Linked DNA regions of Homo sapiens: region 1 is linked to region 2. Evidence: chromatin contacts called from ENCODE Hi-C or POLR2A ChIA-PET data. All regions are on one chromosome and are shown on one strand. Each heading gives the region's core, a stretch centred on a gene start or an enhancer-like site at or near the end of the contact. The rest is flanking DNA. Distances are from core to core; before and after follow the strand shown. Region 1 overlaps MAPK4 (mitogen-activated protein kinase 4). Region 2 overlaps MAPK4 (mitogen-activated protein kinase 4).

Region 1 (3,280 bases), core at 171-2,670, 72 kb before region 2:
CTAGTTCAGGGACTCTCATGAGGCTGCAGTCATGGTGTTGGTGAGGGCCACAGACATCTGGAAGCTTGTCTTGGGCTGAAGGATCAGCTTCCAAGGTCACTCATGTGGCTGGAGGCGTTGGTTCCTCTCTGCAGGTCTTTCCATAGGGGCTTATCACACGGCAGCTGCCTCCCTCCAGGGCACACACGTGATCCAAGAGAGCAACCGAGCAGTTACGGTACCTCTACAACCTGGACTCTGAAATGGCATGGTCATTGCCCTTTTCTTTCTCTTCATTAGAAGTGAGCCACTGAGTCCAGCCCACATTCAGATGAAGGGGAATTATGCTCAACTTTGTGAAGAGAGTGTCAAATAATTTTTGAACATATTTTAAACCATCACACAAAGCAGGTGAGCAGAAGAGTTGAGTTCATCCTTTGCCAGTAACTTATTTTCCCATGTGGGTGGCTTGGGAGCTGCTCTGGGGAACTCCATGCACCTGTGGGTAGAATGTGGTGAAGGGTTGAGATCCAAGAGTTAGTCTGACAACAGTTACTGGGATACGTGACATGTCCTAGGAGTTTGGGGACCTAGGAAAGTTACATGTAAATTTTTACTGTCACAGAGCTCACAGGCAAATGAAACTTTTAATAATAAGCACCATACAATTATCATTGTCCTTTTGAAAGCATTATCTATTGATGAGACTTCTGCTATTTCTAGAATTATGAAGAATAGGGCAGCTTAAAAAGAGGTGGGCTTATCTGCTGGAGGGTTAGAGCCCTTTCCTTCCACTGGGCCTCAGATTTCTCATATGTAAAGTGGAGAGGGACCCATTCAGTGGGTCTGTACCCTGGCTGCTTGTTGGAGCAACTCAGGGAACTTAAACAAAATACTCTAGAAGTTCTGATTCACTCAGTCTGGGATGAAGTCTGGCTACAGGATCTCCTCAGATGAGAACCACTGGGCTGGCTGATTATGAAGATCTTACAGACTCTGACACTCAGTGGCTCCTAGTGGCAAGCTCTCCTGTTCTGTGGTACAGCGAGGATGCTCAGGTGCGGGTGCCCTTACTGAGAAAGCTAAATCCTGACTCTACCACCTATCCCCACCCTAGTCACACAGAGTGGCCTAAGAAAGTGCAGGGCTACCTTGTGAATTAATGAGCTCCCTGATGTTAGAATGGCTCAGCCTGGGACCATATCACAGAGATGTTATGGTTGTTGCACCAAGAATTCCTGCACTGGGCAGGTGGGTAGACTAGGCCAGTGGTTCTCAAACTGTAGTCTGCAGAGCAGCATCAGTAGCCGCACCTAGAAGTTTTTTAGCAAGGCTCATTCTGTTATAGAATTCCTTTGGTGCTGCTTCACCAGCCAGAAATCTCTACAGCTGCTGCTGCCTCTGCCTGGGGCCTCACTCCAGCCCACTGGGCTCACTCCACCTGCTTGGCCTGGCAGACTGTGCTTGGCTTGTGCCCTGGCCCAGATCCCATGCCCGCTACAGTTCTGTGCTCAGCTCCTAGCTGGATTGAGCATGACACGAGCAGCTTCCATGTTGGGCACCAGTGTCTAGATGAGGGGAACGCAGTGATGCCCCAAAACTCAGAGATGCCAGCAATCATGGAGCCCCAAGGGGTGTTACAGCTCTTGCTCAGAAAGTCCCAAGGTCTGAGTCTGCAAGAAAAGTCACAGCTCTTTATTCTTGTAGCTCAGTGAGTGGAGGCATATTACAGCTCTCTTTCTACCATAGTCTGGTGAGTGAGAGCATGTCACAGCTCTTTTCGTTCCTGCTGCCCACAGCTCATTGAGTTCTGGGTTCATGTCCTGTGACCAAGAGGAATGAGGTGCATGGACACTAGGGAGTGAGTAAGGGAGAGAAGAATTTTATTGATCAACAGAAGGAAAGCTCTCAACTGAAAGAGGGGACCCTGAAAGCAGGTTCTGTCTGTGAGGCTGAGTTTGGGGGTTTTATGGGCCTAGAATGAGAGAATGTGTGTTTATTGGTCCATGGGTGGTCTTTGGAAAAAGCACCATTCGATTGGTTAAAAGGCATCATTCAGAAGGAACCAATCAGCCAGGTGCGGTGGCTCACGCCTGTAATCCTAGCACTTTGGGAGGCCAAGGTGAGTGGATTGCCTGAGCTCAGGAGTTTGAGACCAGCCTGGGCAACATAATGAAACCCCATCTCTACTAAAAATGCAAAAAATTAGCCAGGCATGGTGGTGTGCACCTGTAGTCCCAGCTACTTGGGAAGCTGAGGCATAAAAATTGTTTGAGCCCAGGAGGTGGAGGTTGCAGTGAGCTGAGATTGCGCCACTGCACTCCAGCCTGGGCAACAGAGCAAGACTCTGTCTCCAAAAAACAAAAAACAGGAAACAAGGAACCAATTGATAGAGAGGGAGGGTAAGATGGGGATAGAAGTTATCACTAGTCATGGACTCTATGTGGAACTGGCAGCTCAGTTTTCAGGCTTTAAACTGTCTTTGGATTGTAGGTCGGGTTTCACTGGGGACCCGTTCCTGTCTGCCTAGGAATTTGTCTCCTGTTGCTATCAATTCTCCCTTCTCTTCACACTGAATCAGAATTTCTGGATCTCTGGGGCTGGACCCTAACAACCTGGGTTTTACAAACCTTGCAGGTGATCTTGATGCATTTAAAGCTAGAGACACACTGTACTAGAGGACTTCTCAAAGTCCCTCTGACCCTAAGCTTTCCTCTTCACAGCAGTGAATTGGGGGCATAAATGTCTGTCTTTAGGCACAAATGCTTCAGGGCATATTGAGGATTGAGTAAGATCCTGTTCATCATAATTGCTATGCTTTCACTGAAGAGTGCCTGAAGTCTTCTTGCTCCTTGAGGACTGATGCTTGCTGGGAGTTCAACTGGGAGAGATTTCTGGATAAAAACCAATGTGTTTATCGTCCTTAAGCATCTAAATACCGTTTGCTACTTTACAGCATGTCTTAGCTGCTGCTTGCTACAGCCAGGGAGTCTGTCCAAGCCCTTTATGTCTCTTCTCTATTAAAGAAGAATCACACAGACCTATGGGATGTTCTGGGGTTATGGTGGAGGAATCAAATCAGAGAGTGCAAATCCTAATTTCCCATCCACTTCGTGTACCCCTGGCAGTGACCGAACATGAGGCTGGATGAACTGCGGAACTAAGCCTCTAGGGCATGTCTCATGTTCTTAAAAAAAAAGCCAAAAACAAAAACAACAGATCCTCTTTTTATAACTTTAGCAGTGCAGCCTCCTGAAATTGAAGATAGTGAAAATATGAGAGAGTATTTGAACTCTGCATG
Region 2 (3,525 bases), core at 170-2,669:
ACTGGAGATCAGAGGCTAGAGACAGTGAGAAAGGATGTCAGTTCCCAAGATGAGTTAAGGAAGCAAGGTAAATCCTTCTCCAAGAAACTGGGAAAATTAGAAAAACAGAAGCAAGCACTCAAGGATGCTCAAGAGTGCTCTGTAACAGGAAGCCCCATGGGAGATGACAGAGTTCACTGGTGTTGGAACCACGCCTAGTTTAGAACCCAGGCTCTACCTTCTAGGGTGTGATCTTGAGGAAGTCATTTCAACTCTCTGCAAAATGGAAGGAAGCGGAGGAGAATGGGCACCTGCAGGGCACCTACTGTGCACCACGCACTGTGCTGAGTTGATTAATCTACTGAGAATAGTTCCGCCTACCTCACAGTGTAACTAATGAAACTTCAACTTAAACGTTGTTGAATGTGTATGACTATGCCCAGCACCTAGGAGGCCCTCAATAAAGGCTAGCGCAGTTGGACTGTGTGCCTGGGGAACAAGGCAGGGATTGGTGCCAGAGACAAAGAAAGATCCCGTTAGCAATGGGAGCGTGAGGTCAGAGTCAAGGCCACCGATGCACATGGGCTCCGACTGAGTGCCAGCTCCAGATGCTTGGCAGAGGCTCTCAGGAGTGCTGTTTTAGAAGGACTTTGATTCTCCTGGCTCATCAGGAGAGAGTCATGACTGATTATCAATGTCTGCCATAGGCACAAAATGGAGTGAAGTAGTATATACGGCACACATCTGCCATTGCTGGTCGAAAGCAAGATAATACGGACTCCTGTGGCTACAAGCCAAGGATCTTTGAGCATCCCTGCCATGGGCTAACCCTGCAGGTAGAAAGTAAGTGGTCCCATTTATGGGTCCCAAAATTCGGCAGGAAAACTCAGGTCTGAACACTGAGCTGCCAGAGGACTTTCTGCATTCCCATGATGGCTTATTAAATGTGGGCTCACAGAGTTATCTCCCAATTCAGGGAAGGCACAGTGGCCTGCAGGCACCATTCAATAAGTACTGAAGCCAGTGTGGGAGAATTAAAGATGCAGGCTCTGCCTCTCCTCTGAGAAGCTCAGATCCGGCTGGGATCACTTCCCTTCAGAACACAGCCCAAACAAAGCAAGCCCCAAATAGGGCCTCACCTTATTTAGCCACTGAAGTCATAATTGCACTGATTTAGATTTTGAAAGAGGCCACCATCTTCTGCTATCTCAGATCTCCTTCCTTTAAAAAGAGAAGTTTCCCCTTGAATCTACAAGGGTCAAAGGTTGCAGGAGTCGTTTAAAATCAGAAGGATTTACACACCTGCTACACATGCCCCCTGGCACACTTGTGGACCAGAAGCTGGACTCAGCCTTCAGCCTGGGCAGGGGCCTTTGTGCAGCTGGTGCTATGCCCGTGGCCACCGGCTCCCAGACTTCCCACGCAGGGACCCAGATGCTCCCCTTCCCCAGCTTTGCTGATGTGGTGCTGGAGTTCCGACGAGGCAGCCGGAATTTCTCTCCGTGCTATTTTAGTATCGCTGAGAGGCATGGGAAGGCTTTGTTCTCCCTGGCTGGTTACGTAATTTTCAAAAGGAAAACAGAGCAAAGCCTGAACGCTCCTGGAGTTTGCTCTTTGGGGAGGAGGGAACTCCCCACCCAGCATCTGATGTTCCTTCTGCAAACTTCTCTTCCCTCCCTCAATTCTTTCCTCTAACCACCCCACCTCAGGGAGGTGAAGATAACAGGGTCCCCTCCTGTTTCTTTCTCAGCAGTGTCCCCACAGGCGTGTTCTTTAGAAAACCGTATTGAGGGAAACACAACCCAGGGTGGGTGGCATCACTGCCTCCCAGGGACCTTAAGATGTTTGCAGTCACCACAGGCTCACACGTCCCAGGGGGAGAAGGCTCACCTGAGGCCCATCATGGGCAGCAGAGCCTGTCAGTGGTTCCTCTGCTTGAGATGTATTTATTTTAGACTAAGCTGGGCTTTTGGCTCGGGTCGGTTGGTGTCCTGCTGGCTGGTGTTTGTGAAGGGTCATCCCAGGTCCTGGGCTGGGAGTGGTGCTGGGCATGAGAGAGGAACAGGCATAGGGACTGTAGCCCAAGGTTGGCATCATGGGCGGCACCATTAGGAGCAGCCATCTGCCCATATATCAGGGTTTCTGCAAAGGAAAATGAGTTCCTGAGCATGCACAGGTCACTCCACACGAACCACTGCAGCCTGCACTCCTCTGGGGTGGAGGGAGCAGCGCTTAATTTCAAAAGCCGGAAAGCCAGGGAGAGTTGTTTCTCCTAATTCCTGGGGGTCCCCCTGCCGCCGCTGAGAGTGAGACCCGGCTGAGTCTCAATGGTAAAGATCAGCAGTTACACAGCAGTTCTTAACTCGGTGAGGAAACACCTCTGGTCATTATGCTTTTGGGGGCCTGTGTGGCCTCCTCCCTTGAACCCCTGCTTTTAGCCCCTACTCACTCTGGAGGGATTTAAAAAACTTTCTTTTCTGGGCCTCAGGGATGCTTTTTAAATTTATCTTTCCATGTGGGTTGTACTGTGTCATAACCAAAATCTTACTGCAAACATGGAGCCATTCCTGTGTCCACTGATATTTATTTATTGAATCCCTCTCTATATGCCAGACACTGCCCTGGACCCTGGGTTACATCAGTGAAAACAGACAGGTAAGGTTCCCCTCCTCCCCAGAATTCTATCTGACTCTGGAATCTAATGAGATCCATGCCAGGTGAGACCCAGGACCCCAGACTCAAGGAGGGCTTTTCAAGGCCTCTTCTCTATTTTAGAAAGTCAAGAACTGCAGATCTCCAAGTCCTTCCTCTCCATTAGTTAGCTATCGCTGTATAACAAATGTCCCAACATTTATTGGCTTAAAAACAACATTTATTACCACGCAGCTCCTGAGAGTCAAGAATCTGGGCATGGTTTAGTTGGTGCCTCTGACTCGAGGTGTCCTGGGATGTCCATCAAGCTGTTGGCGGGGCTGTAGTCCACTCAGGGCTCAACTCAGGGAAGGGTTGCTTCCAAGCTCACTCACACGGTGGCCAGCAGGTCCATTTCTGAGAACTCACAGGGATCCCCCCATAGGGCTGCCTCAAGAAGGAGCAGCAGCTTCCCCAAAAGCGAACAGGAGAGAGTGATTACCTCAGATGGAAGCTACAGGCTCTTTATAACATGATCTCAGAAGTGGCATCCCATTCTTTTTGCCAAATTCTATTCTTTAGAAATGAGTCAGTGAGTCCAGCACCCACTTAAGGGGAGGGGATGACACAAGGCCTGAAAACCAGGATCACTGGGGCATCTGGGAAGCTGCCTTCCACATCCTCCAAGAGCCTCTCTGACTGATGGGACTCACCCTGCTTCCTGCTACGCTTATAGTAGGAATCACACAGTTGGCCCCTGAATGTTCCTGCATTGTTTCCATAATTATTGTTGTAGTTCCACTCCCCCAATATGAATATAAGCTTCTTGAGGTCAGAAGCCATGTGTCCTACCTCTTCTCACTTTCCATTTAGACCAACCGTGTGCTGAGCAAGTTACTGTCAGATCATCTCAGC

Evidence for each region. A loop is a pair of places that touch in the nucleus more often than their neighbours do. ChIA-PET counts read pairs that join two places held with the same protein, here RNA polymerase II (POLR2A). Pooled maps may share reads with other maps.
Region 1: a map of heart right ventricle shows a loop between it and region 2 (2.6-fold over the local background). The contact joins two enhancer-like sites. A Hi-C loop is called at or near these places in 6 of 168 maps with a recorded cell type or tissue (MCF 10A, astrocyte of the cerebellum, cardiac septum and 2 more) and 2 of 50 pooled maps. POLR2A ChIA-PET finds 5 or more read pairs at or near these places in 1 of 52 experiments (HCT116).

The regions. Positions count from the first base shown.
Region 1 is chr18:50,581,256-50,584,535 of GRCh38, forward strand. The region is part of intron 1 of MAPK4 (mitogen-activated protein kinase 4); the gene reads left to right. Among named protein-coding and RNA genes, the nearest start is that of MAPK4, 23 kb to the left of the region's middle. Within about 2 kb of position 1,421, at least 3 of the 41 ENCODE cell types and tissues checked have a DNase peak (open chromatin) inside an H3K27ac peak, as active enhancers do; they include heart right ventricle, where a contact is called at or near this core.
Region 2 is chr18:50,653,367-50,656,891 of GRCh38, forward strand. The region is part of intron 1 of MAPK4 (mitogen-activated protein kinase 4); the gene reads left to right. Among named protein-coding and RNA genes, the nearest start is that of MAPK4, 95 kb to the left of the region's middle. Within about 2 kb of position 1,420, at least 11 of the 41 ENCODE cell types and tissues checked have a DNase peak (open chromatin) inside an H3K27ac peak, as active enhancers do; they include heart right ventricle, where a contact is called at or near this core.